Linked DNA regions of Homo sapiens: all the other regions are linked to region 2. Evidence: chromatin contacts called from ENCODE Hi-C or POLR2A ChIA-PET data. All regions are on one chromosome and are shown on one strand. The core of a region is the stretch at or near the end of the contact, and the rest is flanking DNA. Distances in the headings are between cores, read along the strand shown. Region 1 has its middle 49 kb from the start of LINC01450. Region 2 overlaps LINC01449 (long intergenic non-protein coding RNA 1449). Region 3 has its middle 87 kb from the start of LINC01449.

Region 1 (3,225 bases), core at 724-3,223, 79 kb before region 2:
GGCCTTAATGGCTGGTCCTCTAAAACCTCCCATCCTCACCCTGCATCCACGCCTTCCAAGACGTCTTGGGAAATTTCAGGGCAAGAGTCCCAAGGAAGGGATTGCTCTCGGTACCATTAGTGAAGGGCATCAGCCTTGAAAAAAGGACCTTGGCCAGGGCAGGGCTGAGGATGGGTCAAGGGATGTGGTTGCTCTTCTCCTTGGTGACATTGTGGTGACCATGAGCAGAAAAATGGTAAATCCCTCAATGACACTGACTAGGTTTGAAGCTTACATTGTATTGGTAGGAGGGGGAATTTCCCTTTCAAAAGACTCCTCAATTCCTGGATATGCATAATGTTCTGCGGTGTAAGAAGCATGCCAGGAATGGAAGGGACAAATATGCAGGAAGTTTGTCCATCCACTTTATATGTACTACAGTTTGTGGTTATGAGAGCATCGAAGGTATTCAGGGCAATGACATTCTCATTCATGGCATTCCACTTGGCTCCTGGGGAATATAAACCAGTTGTCTCATGTAAAAAAGTCTCACACTCCCATTAGGAAAACATTAGGAGAAAATAGACATAACAGGGACATATTTAATTTTTTAATGATCGTCTAAAGACCACAAAGAGTCTGTGATATGAAAGACTTTAAATTCCTCTTTGATCTACGTTAGCTGAGTAATCACCACATTATCACAACATGCGGGGGCTCCAAGCATCCGAAACAGTACAGATGTCATCCCAGCAGACGCCATACCTTCTGCCTCTGTGCAAGCTGATGAACCCATCCAAACTGGCTTTCCTCATCTGTAAAATGGGTAGATATTGGGATTTTCTTCATAGATTTTAAGGATTAATGATCATGCAGGAAACAGGCTTAGCACAGGGTCCAGCACTTAGGAAGTCCTTGGTGGGTGCTAAGGATGATTCCTAACTCAGGCAGGCAGGTATTGAGGCAGTGCCTCCAGCGTCTGGTCCCTACATCCTATCCACAAAATCAGTGCAGAGGGAACATGCATTACAGCAGCAGACCTAGAAGCCAAGAGAAAGAAGGAATGTTTTAGTTCTTCTGAAGTTGAGACCCTGGATATGTTGAGAAAACTAGCATGGAATAAGAGCGGTCAAAGAAAGGCTTTAAGAAATAAAGTCGCTAGAATTTATTGTTTCTGTCTAACACTAAATAATCCCTGAGAGGACTAACAGCATCACTGGCCGTCCCAAGTGATCAATTTGGAAAGCAACATACAGTCATGAGTTGCTTAACAACTGGGGATCCATTCTGAGAAATGCATAGTTAGGCAAAGTCATCGCTGTGGGAGCATCACGGAGTGCACTTACACAAACCTAGGAGGCAGAGCCCACTACACACCTAGGCTTTATGGTATAACCTATCACTCCAAGGCTACAAACTTGTACAGCATGTTATTGTGCTGAGTACTGTAGGCAATTGTTACATAATGATAAGCATTTTTGTATATAAACATAGAAGTGATACAGTAAAAATAAGGTATTGTAATCTTATGGGACCACCTTTCTATGTACAGTCCATTGTTGACTAAAATGTTGTCATGCAGTTCTTGGCAGAACCTAAATGATTCAGCTCTCTGGCTCTGGGGACAGACAACGCCAGTATGCTCTGGCTGGGTACTATAGTGCATGCTATTTCACCTCTGTAAGCCTGAGTCTTCACATCTGCAAAACTGGGATATCAATTGTGCCTCCCTCATGGGCTTGTTGAAGTGTTAAGTGTTCAGCTCTCGGCAGTGTTAATTGGAATTCTCTCTAATATACCCCCAGAGAAGAGCTTTAGGGAACAAGATGGCACCAAAATCATATTTTTGGCATGTCTTTCAGACAACAGATAAAAGGATGATCAGTTCTGAATGCTCAAAGACTGGCTTAGTCAGCCTCTCCTCATGCCCTCCTCCCCTGATGTCCTCAGTGATGTGGGAGCCCTCGTGAGGACTCCCCAGCAAGCCAGCCTACATGCAGTGCGATGACCTGAAAACTCAGTCATCTGCAGACTCCATGACGTGAGCATGAGTCACTGAACTCTCTAAATGTTACACTCTACAAGGTGAGTGCTGCTTGTTTATAAAGACAATGGGGCCTCGGCTATATCCGATCTTGTCTCCTTGAAAATTCTTAGTCACATATTAGTCAGAACACCCCCAAGTCAGAAGGGAGAGCCTACCCCCAGATTCTGCATGTAACTTCTGGAACCTCCTGAGTCAGCAGTGTTGTCACACCCCCTCCACCTCTGTGGCTGGGGTCAGGCACATGACTGGATGGATGGATGTCCATGAAACAGCCTCCTACACCCTGTAAAGCCCCTTGTCTCCCAGGCCCACTGCTAGCAACTGAAACTCCCTTGCCTTCCTTCTAGGAAAAACCCATGCCAGAGACTTTATTTTTTCCAAGTAGACTTTACTTTCGGCAGTTTTAGGTTTTCAGAAAAATTGCTCAGAAGAAAAGGTACAGAGAGTTCCCATATACCTTCCCCGTCCTCTCCCCAGTTTTCCCTGTTGTTAACATGTATTATTTTGGTACATTTGTTATAATTGATGAACCAATATTATTACACTATTATTAACCAGAGCCCATAGTTTACATTAAGGCTCACTCTTTGTGCTGTATATTCTATGAGTTTTGGCAAATACATAATGTCATGTATCCATCATTGCAGTATCATAAGTAATAGTTTAACTGCCCTAAAAATCTCATGGCTTCACCTGTTCATCCCTCATCTCTCGCCTCCCCAACTCCTGCAGAACACTGATCCTTTTATTATCTCTATAGCTTTTGTCCTTTCCACAATGTTATAGAGTTGGACTCATACAGAATGCAGCCTGTTCAGAATAGCATCTTTTACTTTACAGTATGCATTAAGGCTTCTCCATGTCTTTTCATGGCCTGATAACTCACTTGTTTTATTGTTGATTAATACACCATTGTATACACGTGCCACAGTTTTGCTGTTTGCCTATTTAAAACATCTTGGCTACCACTTTTTGTCAGTTATGAATAAAACTGCCATGTGCAGGTTTTTATGTGGACATAAGTTTTCCAGAGGCTTTTTTTTTTCATTATTAAGATCTTCAGTGATTCACCATCTTCTGCTTTTTTGGTTTTTCTGAGAGTAGGCAAAATGGAGTTTCATTTGGAAGCCTTACTTTCTGAAAAATGGTGGGTGAAATGGAAAGTCTGGCTTTCATCCTTTAGGAGTTCATTTAACCCT
Region 2 (3,314 bases), core at 449-2,948:
CAAACTGCTTTCCACAGTGGCTGAACTAATTTACATTCCCAGCAACTGTGTGTAACACTTTAAAAAAAATTTCAGCTTTTATTTTAGATTCAGGGGGTACATGTGTAGGTTTGTTACATTGGTATATTGCATGATACTGAGGTTTGGGGTATGATTGACTCTGTCACCAAGGTAGTGAGCATAGTATCCAATAGTTAGTTTTTCAACCCTCCCTCCCACCGCCCCTTCTCCAGTGTCTATTGTTGCCCTCTTTATGTCCATGTGTACCCAATGTTTAACTCCCATTAATAAGTGAGAACACGCAGCATTTGGCTTTCTGTCTGTGTTTTAATTTGTAGCTCCATTTTTTTTTTTTTTGAGACAGAGTCTTCCTCTGTCACCCAGGCTGGAGTGCAGTGGTACAATCTTGGTTCACTGCAACATCTGTGTCCCAGGTTCAAGCAATTCTTCTGCCTCAGCCTCCTGAGTAGCTGGGATTACAGGCACACGCCACCACACCCAGCTAATTTTTGTATTTTTAGTAGAGATAGGGTTTCACCCTGTTGGTTAGGCTGGTCATGAACTCCTGACCTCAAGTGATCTGCCTGCCTTGGCCTCCCAAAGTGCTGGGCGTGAACCACCATGCCCAGCCATAGCTCCATTTCTTGAGCTAACACTGACTGTCTTTGTCCCACGCATCCTATCCTAAACCTCTTGCAGTCCTGCAGTGGTCTTTGGGACACAGTCACCTTCCATGTAGCAGACTGCCATACTCTTTCCTGATTTTCTGGATTGTGCTGGATGCTAATCCAGGGTCATGTCCTTGCGCTGATCCCTGCACTTCTTCATTGTTTTTTGCCCACTTGCATGGTGCCTCACTTTGAAGCCAGAGTTCTGTGGATGCCTTTCTGTTCTCAAGTCCCTTCTGTGAGATTTTGGCATCCTTTCTAACAAGCTGAGGAGTTTCTCAGCTCTGACTTTGGACTAAGAAGACCACAGCCTTGCTGTCACCTTGCCCTTTCCCCTACTCCAAGCGTTGGCACTATCCATCAAGAACTTGGGCTAAGAATGTCATTCCTACTCTTACCAGCAGTAGGAGTATCCTACTACCAGAGAAGAGTTGGATTTGGTGAGAGTATTTGGCTAAAACTTTGGCCCTTGAACTCAGGTCTGGATTTATCACTTACTAGATGGTGACCTGAATATCAGCTTCCTCACCTCAGAGATGGAGATAATAATAAGGCCTCTTCCAGAGGATTGTTGTGAGGATTAAATGTAATCATGCCTAGCCGACTTTTTGCACAGTATAGTAGGTGCTGAATAAATGTTGGGTATTTTATTTCCTTGTATCCTTTAAAAGAGCCTCGGTAACACTATCTGAAACCAAGGTTCAGGAAGGTTGAGTAACTTGTCCACAATCACAGTTACAAGGGATGGAAATGAGACCAGAAGCCCATGTTCCAACCACTTCCATATCCTGCCTCTTTGAAAATCAAGCCCCTGGCCAGTCTGAATTTCTGAGCAATGCTCTGCCCACCTGTTGGGCAGCTCCAGCTTGGATCCCCCCTGGTGTCAGGCGTCTGTCTGAATCGTGACGAGAACATGTTGATCCCTGTTGGACCTGTGCCTAGCCCACCCAGCAGAAACTTCCCCGCCAGCCTCTGCAGCAAGTACAGCTCTCTCAGCTCCCGTTCCAACCTACAGAGCAGAGCTGGTGCCAATGCTGCTCTCTGCCCCAGGCCTGTCTGGCTGCAGGTAGGCTGCTCTGACTCACCGGAGAATCCTGAGCTCTGACTCACTTTTTGTCTAATATCTTTTGCAGGGTCAACATGATAGCCACATATGGAAGGGGCGTGGAGAAGAAAGGATAGGGGAAAAAGAAGAAAGGTTGTTTTTACCATCAGCCCCGTGTTGAAGTCAACAGGAAATGGCCCAGTGTGGATCAACCACCATACTGTCCCGAGTAAAAGGGAATGATGATCTCTTCTGAGTGACTTAAGAGTTAATCAGGACCAGGTCGAGAGTTTATCACCCAGAGTTCCATGTTTGAATTTTGGAGAATTCCCTTTGTTTCATTTCAGCACATTCACTTCAGTGCCCGTGTCTATTTTAATAGCCTGGAATGCAATTCCCTTTGCCCATTATTCTCTTTCACTATGGGTTTTTCCGACCCTCGGGGTAGATTTATGCTTCTAGTTGAATGATTACTCAGTGAATGTTTGCCAAGGGATGTTCTGTTCCAAGAATGACACATCTCTTTGGGGATGACTCTTTACCTAACCAGGGTGGGTGGGAGGTCAGGGGAAGCCCCTACCCAGAAGAAAATAGTTTCTTTGTGTGCTTGAAGAAAAACACTCAGATGATGAACAGCCTGATTTGGGGGCTGTGTGTGGGTGAGCCACTCCAGTGAAGTCGTCCTCAACGCTCCCTCAGAAGGAGATTATGAATTTAATGAGCAGAAGAATTCTGACAAGCCTTAAAGCCAAAGGCAATTAGCAAAGGATGAATAACTTGAATTCTTTGCAGTTATGAAATAATTTCATCCTAATGAAATTACACATGCATATATCTTTAAAATATGTTTTATCTATATATCTACATGGCACAAAAGACTATAATGTAATCTTCTATGTGCATATACAAGCATTTCTTACTGTGCATTCAGTGACACACTAGTACTAGGAGATGGGACATGAAAGTAGAGTGCCATGGTCAAATCTAATTGGAAATGCTACATGCTAGAGCTCCAACATGTATGCACAAAGGCCATTGGGATATTGTCCTTGGATAATGGGGACATCCCCATTGGGATATAAATATTCTGAGAAATCTTACAGTAAGGATCTTGTTTATTGACTCTCACATTTCAAATATATTTGAACACACAATAATTTCCCTGCCCTAATACCTACTAATGTCCTCAAAGAATCAATGCTCTACAATGCACTTTGAGGAATGCTGTGATACTGTAATATGACAGTTTTTGCAGGGCAGACCAAAATGTTCTCTTCTTTGATGATGTCAATGCTGAAAATATTTTTGCCATTCATGTTTTGCCATTGCTTTAAAATACTATGTGAGGCTCTTTAGAATGTTGTAAATGATGGTCAAACTTTGTTCTTTGAGGTGATTTGGTTTTTAGAAACTACCTTTACCCAAATGTATGTCTATTGAAATTAGGCAAGTGACTGATTAAGCCAAGCCATACAAGTCAACAGCAAAATATATCTGTCTGACTGAAAAAAATAAGCTTTTGAGGTCTTTCTCACTTCATAACTGGATAATTACACCAACTTTTGGTCTGGATTCCCCATCTCTGCCTTTTCCCTGCCTTA
Region 3 (3,198 bases), core at 513-3,012, 81 kb after region 2:
CAACAGAAAATATGGGAGTCAACCTTGCTTCGTTTTATTTCAACACACACACACATACACACACACACACACACACGCAGTAAATCACCTAAGTTCATCATCCCACAGTCTCCCCATGCCTACTGCCAGTCTCCAACTCTAGGCCACTCTCATCTCTGTCCTTGATAACTCTTCTTCCTCCCAGGCTGTCCTCACTCAAGTCCATCCTCCATAATGCAGCCAAAGTATTCTTTTGAAAATGCAACTCTGATCAAGTCATTTCCCTGTCTAAACTATGAACTGGTTTTCCGTGTCCGGCGTTGAAAAATCTCACCATACTCAAAATCTTGCTGGCTTTCCTCTCTGACTCACCCTTCACCTTCCTCCCTTACACTGGGCCCCACCCTTATTTAAGTATTTCCTGTCACTTGAAGATGTTGGCTCCCCTTCGCCTCTGGGCCTTTCCACATGCTATTACCCCTACCTGGAACACACTATTGTGACAGCTACAGATTGGCACTTGGGTCACAGACCTCAATACAGATGTGTTTTAGGTTATTTTAGCTGTAACGCCAAGAAATACCAAGAAACACACGTTTAGGCTTAACCCAAATAAATATGAATACTTTCTTTTTCTTTCTTTCTTTTTTTTTTTTTAATGAGACAGAGTCTCGCTCTGTCGCCCAGGCTGGAGTGCAGTGGTCTGATCTCAGTTCACTGCAAGCTCCGCCTCCCGGGTTGACGCCATTCTCCTGCCTCAGCCTCCTGAGTAGCTGGGACTACAGGCGCCCGCCACCACGCCCGGCTATTTTTTTGTATTTTTAGTAGAGACGGGGTTTCGCTGTGTTAGCCAGGGTGGTCTCGATCTCCTGACCTCGTGATCCGCCCACCTCGGCCTCCCAAAGTGCTGGGATTACAGGCTTGAGCCACCGAGCCAGCCAATATGCTTATTTTCTTGACAGCTTCCTCACCCCTTAAGGAGGCATTCACTGGAGTCAGAAGGCGTGGCCGAAAGAAGAAACTCTGCGCTTCCCTTCCTGCCCCCATCAGGCGTAGCTGTCATTCCTATTGGTCCCCACCAAGGTGTGCCCAGCTGGCTTACATGTCTCATTCAGCCTCATTCATTAATCATACGCATCCAAAATTCAAACCAACACTTACAGTATTACACCAAACACTTGTTTTTTTAGTTCCATAAATTTGTGCTATTGCAGCCAATCATCCCACAACCATATAAAAGGAGTCTTAGCACGTGGTTAATAAGAGTTAAGGAAGCCAGGTTCCAGAAGGAATTTCTCAGGATTCCCTCTGATTCAGCATTCTTCATTCCTCCATTCTTGACCTGGCTATGCCTTACACACCCCTGGGCTCTTAGTTTTAAAGCTCTTTTCTGCTCCCCACTGTGGTCGTGTTAGGTTCCCCTACCAAGAGTTGCAAAATCCCTTGTTTCCCAGTAATGTTCTCTGCTAATACTCTGTTTCTTGACTGTGCTCTGAGCTTCCGAAAGGCAAAGAGTGTATTTGTCAAGGTCCCCATTGTATCTACAGAGCCTGGCATGTGGTGACTGCACAATAAATATTGCTGAACAAATAAATAAAATAAATCGTGGCAAGAATAGAGATTGCATTAAAAGTTTATCTCCCCTTTTCCCCTTTATCCCCAGGAGACCCCATCCTCCAGAATTCAAAGAAGAAAGTTGAACCCTTCTCACATTAAGCCTATCTGAAAAGCTGCTTTTAGAAACTCCAGTGCACACTCACACACCATTATATGTTATTTCAGGCTGGTGTAATAATAAAACTGTCAATCCTATGAATAAGAACTGTTTCTTTACTTGGATTCTTGCTCATGTTCGTGTATATTTATGTATTACTAGAAAAGCAGCATTCTTAAGATTCTTAGATTGTTTTGATAAGATATGACTCTACTTTTCCCAGCCTTTCTTATTATAAGAATCTTTAACAAGCTCTTTAAACAGTTCACACATGCTACCTTACATTTTTATGTGATGTAACGTATAGTGAAAATTTTTTAAAAAGATTTTCTTAATATAATGTTTAAATAATAAAATTATTTCTTGTCTAATGATATTTGTGCAAGTAGACTAGTTTTTTTATGCATAGAAGACACACCATTTCTTTAGTTTCGTTGAGGAATAATTATCAATCATTATTATTTATAAGACAAGGCTGTTCTTTTTTAAAAAAAATCTTTAATTTAAAATACCTCTGTATTTAAGAGTGTTAACTACAAGAGCCTTTTCTATTGTCGTTCTTAGAAAAAAAAAGGTTCTGATGTTTGCTAGTCTAATAATTTATTTAATGCCTAAATTCATGTGACCTGAAAAAAAAAGTTTAAAACATTAAGTGAAGATGTGTGGTTCTATGGAGGGCAAAAGTCTTGTGTATAAGACCACAGGTAGCAGCCAGCTCCCTCAGTGGCCATCTCTATCAGCCTTGAGACCACCTCTCCTTACTGATCTTAGCTAGAAAACAGGCAAAAGGTAGCAGCTTCTAGTGACCATTCCAGGCTGCTTACAAACAGGGTGATTCTGGGGGAAAGCAGAACTGGGTGCTTTCCATCTCCATTGAAAAATGAAAAAAACAGAAAAAAATGGACAAAATGAAGAAAGAATATAGAGAATTTCAAACAACTGGCTTAGTCTTGGGCCTTCTTTCCCTGCCCACCCCACACCACCATCTTTTGCATGCCCTTCTCACCCTGCCCTGTTGTCAACCTTGAGCTGTCTTGGAAGCAAAGTCCAAGGGGACAATGGAGCATGCAGGCAAGTTCCATATCACCCCATTTGCCTAGAGCATTTGGTTGCCCCATGAACACAGAATTCCAGTGGACCCACAATGTGTGGGAGTTCAGTGAGGCTCATGGCGAGTACAAGGGAAATGTGTCATGTTTATGACTAAGTGGTCATGCTTCCTGTTCAAACAAGAAAGAAGGCAACAGCATTCTAAGAAACACAAACAACCAAGGGATCTTAAAGTATCCTTTCTCACTCCTGTCACTTCCTTGTAATAACCAACCAATTACATGGAAAACGATGACATTGAAGGAAAGGGAAAAATAGGGAAACCTACAGATCTTTTTTCTTTCTGTTTTTAGAAAGCACATCAACAAGCCAAATGTAGAAAGCATCGGTAAAATGTGCAAATATAAAGAAATAAAAAAGAGTTGAGTTAGTGTTGTGTGGCGTTCACACTGTTC

Evidence for each region. Hi-C counts contacts between places; a loop is a spot of excess contacts on that map. ChIA-PET counts read pairs that join two places held with the same protein, here RNA polymerase II (POLR2A). Pooled maps may share reads with other maps.
Region 1: a loop to region 2 is called in a map of mammary epithelial cell, with 4 times the contacts of the local background. The contact joins two enhancer-like sites. A Hi-C loop is called at or near these places in 3 of 168 maps with a recorded cell type or tissue (PC-9, astrocyte of the cerebellum and mammary epithelial cell) and 1 of 50 pooled maps. POLR2A ChIA-PET finds 5 or more read pairs at or near these places in 2 of 52 experiments (BJ and PC-9).
Region 3: a loop to region 2 is called in a map of mammary epithelial cell, with 7 times the contacts of the local background. The contact joins two enhancer-like sites. A Hi-C loop is called at or near these places in 4 of 168 maps with a recorded cell type or tissue (Calu3, PC-3, PC-9 and 1 more) and 4 of 50 pooled maps. POLR2A ChIA-PET finds 5 or more read pairs at or near these places in 3 of 52 experiments (PC-3, PC-9 and Panc1).

Annotation. Positions count from the first base shown.
Region 1 is chr7:41,027,183-41,030,407 of GRCh38, forward strand. It overlaps a transcript of SUGCT not described here. Among named protein-coding and RNA genes, the nearest start is that of LINC01450, 49 kb to the left of the region's middle. RefSeq lists an enhancer at 1,228-2,427. Within about 2 kb of position 1,974, at least 2 of the 41 ENCODE cell types and tissues checked have a DNase peak (open chromatin) inside an H3K27ac peak, as active enhancers do; they include mammary epithelial cell, where a contact is called at or near this core.
Region 2 is chr7:41,106,058-41,109,371 of GRCh38, forward strand. It overlaps LINC01449 (long intergenic non-protein coding RNA 1449), which reads left to right. Exons shown (of 6, transcript NR_110832.1): 2 at 1,802-1,866. It overlaps LOC105375241 (a long non-coding RNA gene), which reads right to left. Exons shown (of 4, transcript XR_927190.1): 4 at 2,811-3,314. Among named protein-coding and RNA genes, the nearest start is that of LINC01449, 6.1 kb to the left of the region's middle. RefSeq lists an enhancer at 1,253-2,452. Within about 2 kb of position 1,699, at least 4 of the 41 ENCODE cell types and tissues checked have a DNase peak (open chromatin) inside an H3K27ac peak, as active enhancers do; they include PC-3, PC-9 and mammary epithelial cell, where a contact is called at or near this core.
Region 3 is chr7:41,187,174-41,190,371 of GRCh38, forward strand. No RefSeq gene overlaps it. Among named protein-coding and RNA genes, the nearest start is that of LINC01449, 87 kb to the left of the region's middle. Within about 2 kb of position 1,763, at least 6 of the 41 ENCODE cell types and tissues checked have a DNase peak (open chromatin) inside an H3K27ac peak, as active enhancers do; they include PC-3, PC-9 and mammary epithelial cell, where a contact is called at or near this core.